3 separate regions of the Mus musculus genome follow, and all the other regions are linked to region 3. The links are chromatin contacts, found by Hi-C or POLR2A ChIA-PET in ENCODE. All regions are on one chromosome and are shown on one strand. Each heading gives the region's core, a stretch centred on a gene start or an enhancer-like site at or near the end of the contact. The rest is flanking DNA. Distances are from core to core; before and after follow the strand shown. Region 1 holds the start of Creld1 (cysteine-rich with EGF-like domains 1). Region 2 holds the start of Ogg1 (8-oxoguanine DNA-glycosylase 1). Region 3 holds the start of Rpusd3 (RNA pseudouridylate synthase domain containing 3).

Region 1 (3,691 bases), core at 590-3,089, 64 kb before region 3:
TTCAACTAGCTCTGTATGCACCACTGAATGTCTTGCTAGTCCATGCTGCCTTTATACCTAGACTAAAGAAGCCCCTCTCCCCACTCCCTAGCTGCTCTCCCCACTCCCTCCATGCTCCCCTGGCTTCTTGTACTTTGTGAGTGTGAGTGATCTCTTCACTTAAGACCTGGAGAGATGGCTCAGCAATTATTCAGTTCCCACCACAGACATAGTGGCTCCCAATTCCTCTAACTCCAGTTCCAGGAAATCCAGTGTCCTTTCTGGCCTCCCATTCAGGACATCTAAACTCCTCTCTAGAACCTTCTGCTCACTCTGCTCCAGCCACCTTTGGGAGAAACAGAAGGTCGGCCCCCCTACTGTTCAAACGGACCATCCTGAACACATCCCACCCACCTGTGGTCTACCCACATTCTTGTTCTTCACCTGACAGGTTGTGTGTACTGTTTGTGTCTACTCTACTAAAAAAGCAAGTTTCTCGAAGATGGGGCTTGGTTTCCTTATCTGCTGTACTGTAAATGTTCAGGATCTGGGGAGCGAAATGCTTCCGCAGAGAATCTATCCAACATCATCAACAGAAACCCAGAGTTGGGGTAGATACCCTGCCCCCACCTTCTTACCTGTCTTTGTATTTGGACAACTTCTCTTCCTCCCAGGCCGTGTTTCCACCCCCGAAGTTGTCCCGGATGGTTCTCTCCAGGCCCTGCATATGGAAGAAATTAGGAATATCTAAGTACAGAGCTAGACACATTCATTTGGATTTTTTATTAGTTTGTTTTTTGTTTTGTTGTTGTTTCTGAAACAAGGTTTCTCTGCATAGTCCTGGCTGTCCTGGAACTTGGTCTGTAGACCAGGATGCCCTGGAACTCAGAGATCCACCTGCCTCTGCCTCCCCAGTGCTGGGACTAAAGGAATGTGCCGGCACTCCCGGCCTAACATTCTAACATTTCATTATTTTATGTTATTGACCAGAAAACTGAGGCACTGTGACACACCTTACCCAAATGCCATACAGTTAAAGCCAGCAACCCACACTGGGACTAGACACCATGCAGATTTGCAGAGAGAGCTCCCTGCTCTCCAATAATGGGCCCCTCCCTCGTGGCTATTAGTGCACCCACCTTGTTGAAGTTGTCCACCAGTGCCCGGCAGGTATGACACGGATGGGGCTCAGCTCGGGGAGAAGGATGGGGAGGAGGAGAGGGTTGGAGCCAGACAGGTCCTGGGAGGCTCAGAAACAGGCTCAAGCACCAGAGCAGAGATGGGACCAGGCCCCTTGGGGGCAGTGGAGCCATCTTTTCCCAGGCTGGGGACGTGCAGATAGAGGGCAGGGGGAGGGTTCACTGGAGAAGCCAGGCTGTAAGGGAGGAAAGCGAGGCGCCTTGGGGCTCAGAGCCCCAGACCTACGTAATTACAAAACGAGGATAAACTGGGGTAGTGGAAGCAGAGGCGCTGGAAGGGGTGAAAGAGCCTAATCTACGATTCCAGCAGAGAAATTATTTCTCCGTTACCGTAGGGGGAGGTGGCCGGGATCGCGGGCAAAAGAATAAGCGTCAGCCCATTGTTTTAGGGTCTCAGTGAGTTATTAGGGGCCAAAATTAGAGAGAGGGTTGGATCCCAAAATATTCCGAGAGAAAGGCGGATGGGCGGTCCTGGAGGAGGAGCCCGGATCCGGATATGAAGAGAAGGGGTCAAGTTCAGAGCCTCTTTGGGAGATGGAGGCACAGCCTGAAACAGGACTGGGAGGATCCAAACCCTGCTAGACCTTAGAGGAGGAGGGAAAAAAAAAAAAAAAAAGTCCCCGCCTCCGCCCCGGGCGCTGTGGGCCGAGTCGCCTCAAAGCCACCGCCTCCGTAAAAAGTACACCCTTCTTCAACGCCGCAGTCCGGAGGGCGGGGCCTTCTCCCAGCCAATTATGGAAAGCCATGTGCCATGGCGTCACCCTACACTAGCCAACCAGAAGCGGCTCCGGGCTGCACCTGTCCGGGCTTTAAAGGGCAGCGGGGTTAAAGGCTCTGTTAGCGGGTCCTCGGAACAGATACACGAGTGCTACTTGGTTAGGAATACTGTATCGGCTTTTATTCTAGTGTAGTGCAGGGTCCCAGGTCCCATTCCTCGCAGCAGCCTGGGGCTTCCGAGCTAGAAGTACAGCTGTCCAGGGCGGACCGCAGCGCCTGGGTCACTCGTTCCACCCGGTCCGCGGGTCGCCCCGCGGAAGTGGAGCAGCCTCCCTGCAGTGCATCCAGGAAAGCCGGCAGCTGCGAGGGCAGGGAGAAGAGCGGGGCGACGCGGAACGGGGAGGGCACAGAGTCTGGGTGCAGCAGCCCGTCGAAGTAGACCCCGACGTAGCGGCCGGTCGCCCGGCCTTGCAGGAAATCGGGTAGCACGCAGCTGAGCCAGGCGGCGAGGGCGTCATGCGGCCCGGGCTCCACTGTCTGGAGCTGCAGCCACTGCTGACACTGCGCCACGGCCGCGGGCGAGAAGAGAAGGATTACCACGCCACCCTCCTGCAGGATACGGCGTCGCTGGTGGTGGAACCAGGCTAGGGCTCCGTGCGCGCTCAGCTCGCGGCGGCTCCACAGGTCCACGGCCACGCGCAGTGGCATCTGGCTCAACGCGGACGCCAGTGCTCCCACCAGACGCTCGTAGCCCGCTCCGTCGGCGGAGTGGAGGAGCAAGGCCGTGCGGGAGCCACGGGCCGCTACAGGGATAGTGGAGCCTGTGAGGGTGAGCCCGGACCTGCCTTCCCTCCACCCAATTGAGCCCCAGCGCCACTGTTTGAGACTGTCCTTGGGAAACCAGGACAGGAAAGCACTCACCTTTCCTGCGGTCCTTTTTTAGAAGGAGGAAGAAGAAAAGCGCCGCAGCCAAGAGTAGGCAGGCCAGCCATACTAGGACCCAGCGCCTGTGGATGTCTGGAATAGACAGGGGAAAATAATGGGCTAGTAAGAAACCTTTATCTTTTACTCCACCTTATCGGAGGAGAAAAAAAATGAGTCTATATACATGAAGTGATCTGCCCCAAAGTCGCATTTGTCAGAGCCCACGCACTGAAAAAGCTCCATGTGTCTCTGTGACCTGCCTCCGTTTCCATGCCTGTAAATATGGACAACAGCATCAAGTGCATTCAGATTGCAGCTGATATTGCCCCTGAAGCCTAGGGTTACAGGCCCTTAATTTTGCTGTCTTGCATGATTGCAATAGCCCCTATCTTTCCGCTTACAGTCCATTCACTCTATGGGGAACCACCAAGATCTGTTTAAAATAGGTTTATTCTAGCCCTTGAGGGAGCTGGTGTTGCTGGGGACATAAAATCCTACACCCTATTGGGCCTCCCATCTTCTTCCCAAGACCCTCTAACCACACTGACAGCTTTGGAAACTCTCAAAAATGTACTTCACAGTCTTAAAACTGCAGCTTGACTCCTCTCAACTAGCAGAGGCTTCCCGGTGTGTCTAGGACCTTTCCCCTGAACCCTTCATCCACCTAAACCAGGTCCTGGCTGCGCTCATTCACTGCACTGAACCCATAACTATTACTGTAAGATCGCAAACAGTCAACAGCTCATACTGGCCCTGTCCTTTTAGATTTCTGTTGCTGTGGGCAGGCTATGTCTTTTTAGTGATTCTGGGATCCCTAAAAGTGTGTTTTTATCCCTGTCCCTCCTCCAACCCCACCCTTGAGGGGCACACAT
Region 2 (3,693 bases), core at 776-3,275, 92 kb after region 3:
TTTTCTTTCTTCACCAAAGAGTAAAAGTGATTGGGTATATAATGACAGAATGACGTCACCTGCTCCAGGACACACAGTCAGGATTAGGCCCCATATCTTTATCACTTTCCTGTGGATGATGATCATCATCATTATAATAATAACAATGTGCTAAGTAGAAGCACTTTAGTAAGTACATCTTAATTATTTGCTATTATCATGTGTGTGTGGCATAGCGTGAACTTTTGGGAGTTGGTCCTCTCCTTCCAGTATGTATTGGGGCATTAAACTGCATGACAAGTGCTTTTATTTGATGAACCATCCTGGTGGCCCTGTATCTGCATGTTACGGAAGGCAGAGTCACAGAGATGTAACTTGTAAGCCACCATTCCTGCCCCCTTGTACTCACCTTGGAATTTCTGGGCCACTCTTTGGAAGTGGGAGTCTACAGAAGCCCAGTGGCTATACAGCTGTGCCAGGCTGACATCTAGCTGAAAGTACTTGTGTAGGGTTTCCAGCTCCTCTAGGGTGGGCCTGCTGACCTGGCTGTCGTCTCCTCGGTACACAGTGCAATAGAGCTGGTCCTCCGTCTGAGTCAGTGTCCATACTTGATCTGCCAGCACGCCACTCCAGTGAGCAGGGCTCTGCTCCTTCCACCTGGGCACCCCAACAGACAACCCTAGCATCGTTACCCATCTTGAACTCGTTAAGGTCCTTTCTGTTTTACAAATGTCCCACCTGTAAACTGACTAATTAGTTATAAATAAAAGTGGTATGTCTTCTTTCTTTTTCTTTCTTTCTTTTCTTTCTTTTTCCCCGAGACAGGGTTTCTCTGTGTAGCCCTGGCTGACCTGGAACTCACTCTGTAGACCAGGCTGGCCTCAAACTCAGAAATCTGCCTGCCTCTGCCTGCCAAGTGCTGGGATTAAAGGCATGTGCCACCACTGCCCGGCTAGTTTTCTTTCTTTCTTTCTTTTTTAAGATTTATTTATTTATTTATTTATTTATATGTAAGGACACTGTCCCTGTCTTCAGACACACCAGAACAGGGCATCAGATCTCATTATGGATGGTTGTGAGCCACCATATGGTTGCTTGGAATTAAACTCAGGACCTCCAAAAGAGCAGTCAGTGCTCTTAACCACTGAGCCATCTCTCCAGCCGCCCCCCCCCCCCCCCCCGCTAGTTTTCATCTTTTTGTTTGTTTGTTTTTTCGAGACAGGGTTTCTCTGTATAGCCCTGGCTGTCCTGGAACTCACTTTGTAGACCAGGCTGGCCTCAAACTCAGAAATCCACCTGCCTCTGCCTCCCGAGTGCTGGGATTAAAGGCGTGTGCCACCACCCCCGGTGTAGTTTTCATCTTAAAAATAAAAAAGAAGCGGTACTGGGGATTGAACCAAGAGCCAAGTGCGTGAAAAGCAAGCACTCTTATTACTGAGTGCATCCCTCAGCTTCCCCCACTGATTTTTATTGCATGGTCCTCATAATCCTGCACAGTCATCACCTCTACTTCCTAAAGAAGGTTAAAAGGCAAACCACCGGTGCTTAGACTCCAAAATGTACTCTCATCTATTGCTCCCAACATTCTCTGTATCCCGAGTGGGCAGCACTGAGAAGTCAACATCCTAGGGAACAGTCCTCCCAAGTGCAGTCACTCACCGGAAGGACTGTCCAGAAGCTAAAACCAAGTCCAGACGCAGCTCAGAGCGTGGACACGGGATAGAGGCCCAGAGGGCCGGGCTGGAGCTTAGGGTGCGATGTCTCATGCTGCTAGGCAGCCAGGAACGGAATAACATTCGGCTAGCAGCCCCAGCCCATTACGGCACTGTCCAATCAGAACTCGACTTTCCCAAGTCCTAAAGCCTCGCACACAAGTGACCACACACACCGGGAGTGTAGCACCGTGGGTCCTAGCTTATGGGTCCGGTGTAATTTTAATTTGAGTCCCTGTTGAATGAATTTCCCTCTCCTCGTAGGAAAGCCTCTCGCACACCACCAAACCCCTAAACGCCCCACTCCGCTCTCCCGTGCAGCACGCCCCGCCTCTTCCTCCGGACGTGGCCCCGCCCCCAGGACCTCCCGGCGCGCGCCTCCTCCTCCTGCGCAGCCCTCGAGGTTTGGAAAGGCGCGCCAGTATGGTTCTTCCGGGTCCCAGTTTACTCCCACCGGAAGTAGATCCTTGCTCCCGCTTATTTGACCCTAGAGGTAGCCAATCCGAGAAGAAAGTACGAAGCACCAATGAGAACTCGGGAGTGCCGGAGTGGGCGGGCCTGTGAGGTGGGAGCGGTTGGCCTGCTGGCCTCGCTGCTTGGCGATTGGCTGCCAGAGACCCGGCTCTGCCATTTCAGGGCTTTCGGTGCAATCTCAGGGCCTGCCTGCAACTTCTCGTGCTGGCCCGCACTGGAGCCACATCATTGCGGGGCGTAGTGGTACACACCGGTCGTCCCAGAACTCGGTAGGCAGAGGCGGGAGGCACGTTTGAAGCTTAACTAGGCTGGGCTTCATGGCGAGACTCTGTCTCAAGAAATAAACCGAAAGAATCTCATCCTCCCCTGCTCAAGCCTTTCTCCACCGAGCCTCTTCTGAGGCAGTGATTTTTCAGCGCTGTCCCCTCCACGTCTTGTCAGGAGGCCCCGAATGCGCCATCTCGGGCTTCCCAGGCTTCAGAGGCCAGTCTCAGGTTTGCTCGCCCTGGCTACAGCCTGCGGCACAGCTACCCGCTCCAGTCCGAGCGTGGAGAGATGGGCTTTCTTTGGAGTTCACTCCGTCCAAATGCCAGTGTGTGGCTCTAGGCAGCCTAAGGGACCAACACAACCAGCACCAGCCACCTTGTTCCAAAAAGGACTATATCATTTATAATTTTTTAAGACAAAAAAAGAATGCTTAGGCTAAGAAATATGAACTTCAGCCGGGCAGTTATGGCGCATGACTTTAATCCCAGCACTTTGGGAGGCAGAGGCAGGCAGATTTCTGAGTTTGAGGCCAGCCTGGTCTACAGAGTGAGTTCTAGGACAGCCAGGGCAACACAGAGAAACCCTGTCTCCAAAAACAAACAAAAAAAGAAAAGAAAAAAAGAAAGAAAGAAACATGAACTTCGGACACTAGTTTGACACACTAGGGCATTTTCCATCAAGCAGAGAAATTTTCGGGTTGTGCCTAAATTATTGGACTACAGACTCAAGGGCAGGGCTGGATGCTGATTAGTGTGTGTGTGTGTGTGTCTACAGAAAGGCACAGCACACCTGCTAGAACACTATTAACCAACATCAAACAAACTGGGTCTTTTGTCTCAGTTTCATTAAGCAGTAGCTGTAAGGCTCTCAGCATCCATGTTTTACTGTGATTACCTCATCTAAAGGCATGTCACCTTACAGGTGCCTGGCACTGAGAAGGCATTCTCTCCAACAAGACTTTAAGTTAGGAAAAACGCCAAGGTTGCATGTGCATTAACAGGCTGGTACACACCTACTTTGTTTTCAACTGAAGTGTCTGAAGCCCTTCAGCTACAGTCCTAACAAAGGACTTGAAGCAACTGAATCCCATAAGATGGCAGTAATGGACTCATCTGGTCTTAGGTGCTAGCTGAAAAGACACCTTTCCAGACAAAGAGACCTGGGTTTAAGTCCTAGCTCTCCAACTTCTTAGTTGTAGGAACTTTGGCGAGTTAATTTTTCTAAACCTTAGCATCTGAGGTAAACAACCTGTAATTAACAC
Region 3 (3,636 bases), core at 295-2,794:
GTCACACCTGGGGTGAGAGCTGTGCAGGAGGCAGCCTCCCCCTCTAAATGAAGGGAGGGAAGGAGCATCGCACCCCTCTGATTCCCCCACCAGAATCCACAGGCTAGTACTGGAGTCCTTTCAGGAAGGCTCTCAGGCCTGGGAGCTTGGTGACAGATCCTCTTGCTCTTGCCTCGGTGGTGGGATTAAAGGTGTGTGCCACTATACCCCACTGCTTTTTAAAAAGAGACACTTTCGCCAGGCCTGGTGGCACATGCCTTTAATCCCAGCACTTGGGAGGCAGAGGCAGGCGGATTTCTGAGTTCGAAGCCAGTCTAATCTGGTCTACAAAGTGAGTTCCAGAACAGCCAGGGATATACAGAGAAACCCTGTCTCGAAAAACAAAACAAACAAACAAAAAGAGACTTTCTTTTTATTTTCAGTCATTATTTCTATTTCACTGTTTTTATTATGCGCATAAAATTGTTACTATCTTTTGTATTTTTTTTTGAGACAGGGTTATGTAGACCGATACTGGAATTAAAGGTCTGGTCTATTTTATTGCTAATTATGTACATATGTCTGTGTGTTTGGACAGGTGTTAAAGGAGGTTTTGAGTCCAAGGCTGTGGGTGCTGAAAACAACAGGCAATCCTGTTGTTTGTTCTGTTTTGTTTTGTTTTTTTGAGACAGGGTTTCTCTGTATAGCTCTGACTGTCCTGGAACTCATTTTGTAGCCCAGGCTGGCCTCGAACTCAGAAATCCGCCTGCCTCTGCATCCTGAGTGCTGGGATTAAAGGCGTGCACCACCATGCCCGGCAACAACAGGCAATCTTAACCAGTCTCCATTTTGTTTCATTTTACGCCCGTGTATTTTGTTTTTGAGACATACTGGCCAGGGTGGAACTCACAGCTTTCGTTTCTTTTTCTTTCTTTTTCTTTTTAGACTGGTTTTCTTTGTGTAGACCAGGCTTGTCTCAAACTCAGCTAACTACTTGCCTCTGTTCCAGGCATGCGCCACCACACCCAGCCTACCTTGATTTTCTTTTCATAGAGGGGCCTTGCGCATCTCCCAGGCTGGTCTCCAACCCAGTATCTGTGATCTTGTTCTTTGTGACCTACATACACGGTGCTGGGAATTGAACCCAGGACCTTGTGTAGCCTCTCTACCACCTGAGCCACAGCTTTGGGACCTTTTATGTCACAGGCTGTTACAATTTCAGACAGGTGTACTGACCGAAAGGCTGCATACCGGTCTTCACCTTTCTTCTCCCTCGGTTTTACAAGGGAGGGTTTCAGATTAAGGTTCCCCAAAATTGAAACGACAGTCTTCTCGACCCTTTTTATTCTAAGACACGTCCTCTACTTTGAGTAAATAACCCGCCTCGTGCCTCAGTTTTCCCAAAAGCCAGAACCCTAAATGGCACTTTTTCTTCTACAGGGGAGGCAAAGCCCGGATTCTCGCTCGTCTGAGCGCCCTCTGCCTTGATTGACAGCCTGCCTGACCAATCTACGCACGGAGGATGTACGGGAGGTGGGGTTGAGCTGTCCGTGGACACGCATGCGTACTGTGCTTGGTCCCCGGCAATGGGAGCCCTGAGAGTTTTGCGTTATGTCTCTATGATCTGGCGGCCGGAGCTGGGGTCTTGCGCACGGCAGAGGGATGCCGGCTTCGGCACCGAGGCCCGGTGATTATAACACTCCACTTCCGTGTATGGGGAGAGACTAGATCAAGGAGAGGGCAGGCATGAAATTCAGATCAGTACTTGGTTCTAAGCCGGACTATGTTGTGAGACCCGGCACTAGGTCATTGGACCTTTGAGCCTTGGTGCCTCTTTGGTAAAGTCTTGGGGGGTAGGTGGACTCCTGTCTGCTGAGCCCGGGAGTTCTAAGAAGAGGCTGGACTAGGCAGGGTGAGCAAGGGAGGGAGGTACAGGCTTCTACCATGTTTCTCAGGCGTCCGTCTCAACCTCACCGCTCCAGCAAGCACAAGGACCTAGTCGAGGACCAGCCCTTCCCGGGGCTGCTGAGGACGGAGAACCTCGGCCTGGAGGAGCTGGCTCATGTCCTGAGGGCAGCTGTGGTGGATCAGAAAGGTGAGGGGAGCCTGCTGCTCCTGTGCCTCCCCTGTTGCTGCAGGAGCCAGGCCAGCAGTCACATTCTTCCTAGCCTCACCATCACGAGGAGAGGTGTATACCTCACTCCTCCCTGTGTTCTGAGAGCAGCTGTAACAGAAGTTAACTATCAGAAAAAGCTTTGGGGTTAGTTATAGCTGGCCTCTGTAAGCGGCATGCCTCTTGGTTTCATAAGAGGGCTAGATGGCTGCTCTTGCAGAGAGGACCAGCAGTCAGCACCCACATGTTGCTTCACGACTGTATGTTCATGTAGCAGTGAGGGGCTTCACAGTTCTGGGATAAATATGGCCCCTGCCTTGCGAGATCCAGCGTCCTAATGTGAGAATTACTGAGCAATCGCTGCTGGCGTGGTAACCACACTTGTAATTCCAGAACTTGGGAGGTAGAGGCAAGGAGAATCAGGAGTTCAGGACCAGACTTAGCTGTGTAGTGAATTTGAGGCTGACTTGGTGTTTGAGCCCCCCTCCACCCGCAACAGTCAAGGACTGTAGGAGGGGCACACATTATACTGAGGTATGTTGGAGCCAATGGGAATGGAAGCCTGGAACTGCAGGTATGAAGGCTCCGAGGTACAGGGATTAGGAAGTGCTATTTAAAGTGGGGTTGGATTGTATAACCCCCACCCCCAACCCCACCCCCGAGGCTGCATGCAGACATGCTTCCCTGCTTTTGCTGACATCCATGAACTGTTTCAGGACCTCTGGTGACACTGAACAAGCCACAGGGTCTGCCTGTGACAGGTATGGGCATGGGCAGGGAGGAGGGCAAGGCTGGGGTAGAGATGGTTGGATGGCACGCTGGCAGCTTGTCCTCTTCCCTCCCAGGGAGACCAGGAGAGCTGACGCTGCTATCTGTGCTGCCGCAGCTGAGCCAGGCCCTGGGGCTCGAACACCAGGAGCTCCAGGTTGTGCGAGCACCTGGGAAGTAAGTGATAGTGTGGGGTGTATGTTACACCCACTGTAAGTAAAAGTCTTATTCAAATGCCTGATACATGGTAGGCCCTGGACATTGGTGTTAACTCTTAGCGCATTCGGCTCTCTCTCTTGAGGGAGAGAGAAAAGGCCTTATGACTTGTTTCTCAGGTCTGGATTCTAGTCCTGGTGTTTCTGTCCAGCCTTTAGTTGGGGATGGGGGTTATCCTTATTGTGTATAGTGTGTTTAGCCTGCATGTATGTCTATGCACCACAGTGTGTATCTGGTGCCCTCAGAGGCCAGAAGGCGGCATCTGATCTCGAATTGGAATCGCAGATAGTTGTGAGCCACCATGCGGGTGCTCAATGCTGGTCCTCTGCAAGAGCAGCCATCTAGAGCTCGTTTTCAAGACCAAGAGGCTTTATGTGATTTGTCCCCTTCTTCCAGGGAGGCCTCCGGACTTGTGCTCCTCTCCAGCTGTCCCCAGACAGCAAGCCGCCTGCAGAAGTTCTTTATCCACTCAAGGAGAGCACAGAGACCCACAGCCACCTACTGGTGAGAGGTGCAGGGTCACTCCCAGGACTGAGGGAAGGTCCCACCAGGCTGCTCTG

Evidence for each region. A loop is a pair of places that touch in the nucleus more often than their neighbours do. ChIA-PET counts read pairs that join two places held with the same protein, here RNA polymerase II (POLR2A).
Region 1: POLR2A ChIA-PET joins it to region 3 with 12 read pairs in Patski. The contact joins the promoter of Creld1 here to the promoter of Rpusd3 in region 3. A Hi-C loop is called at or near these places in 1 of 37 maps with a recorded cell type or tissue (T-helper 17 cell). POLR2A ChIA-PET finds 5 or more read pairs at or near these places in 1 of 5 experiments (Patski).
Region 2: a map of heart shows a loop between it and region 3 (2.1-fold over the local background). The contact joins the promoter of Ogg1 here to the promoter of Rpusd3 in region 3. A Hi-C loop is called at or near these places in 1 of 37 maps with a recorded cell type or tissue (heart). POLR2A ChIA-PET finds 5 or more read pairs at or near these places in 1 of 5 experiments (Patski).

The regions. Positions count from the first base shown.
Region 1 is chr6:113,481,504-113,485,194 of GRCm38, reverse strand. Creld1 (cysteine-rich with EGF-like domains 1) reads right to left here and starts at 1,839. Exons shown (of 10, transcript NM_133930.2): 1 at 1,119-1,839; 2 at 618-700. The coding sequence starts at 1,292. Il17rc (interleukin 17 receptor C) reads right to left here. Exons shown (of 18, transcript NM_178942.1): 17 at 2,817-2,912; 18 at 2,032-2,698. The coding sequence ends at 2,076.
Region 2 is chr6:113,325,308-113,329,000 of GRCm38, reverse strand. It overlaps Ogg1 (8-oxoguanine DNA-glycosylase 1), which reads right to left and starts at 2,025. Exons shown (of 7, transcript NM_010957.4): 1 at 1,639-2,025; 2 at 389-636. The coding sequence starts at 1,775.
Region 3 is chr6:113,417,248-113,420,883 of GRCm38, reverse strand. Rpusd3 (RNA pseudouridylate synthase domain containing 3) reads left to right here and starts at 1,544. Exons shown (of 9, transcript NM_001033204.1): 1 at 1,544-1,666; 2 at 1,935-2,074; 3 at 2,809-2,853; 4 at 2,938-3,037; 5 at 3,473-3,580. The coding sequence starts at 1,566.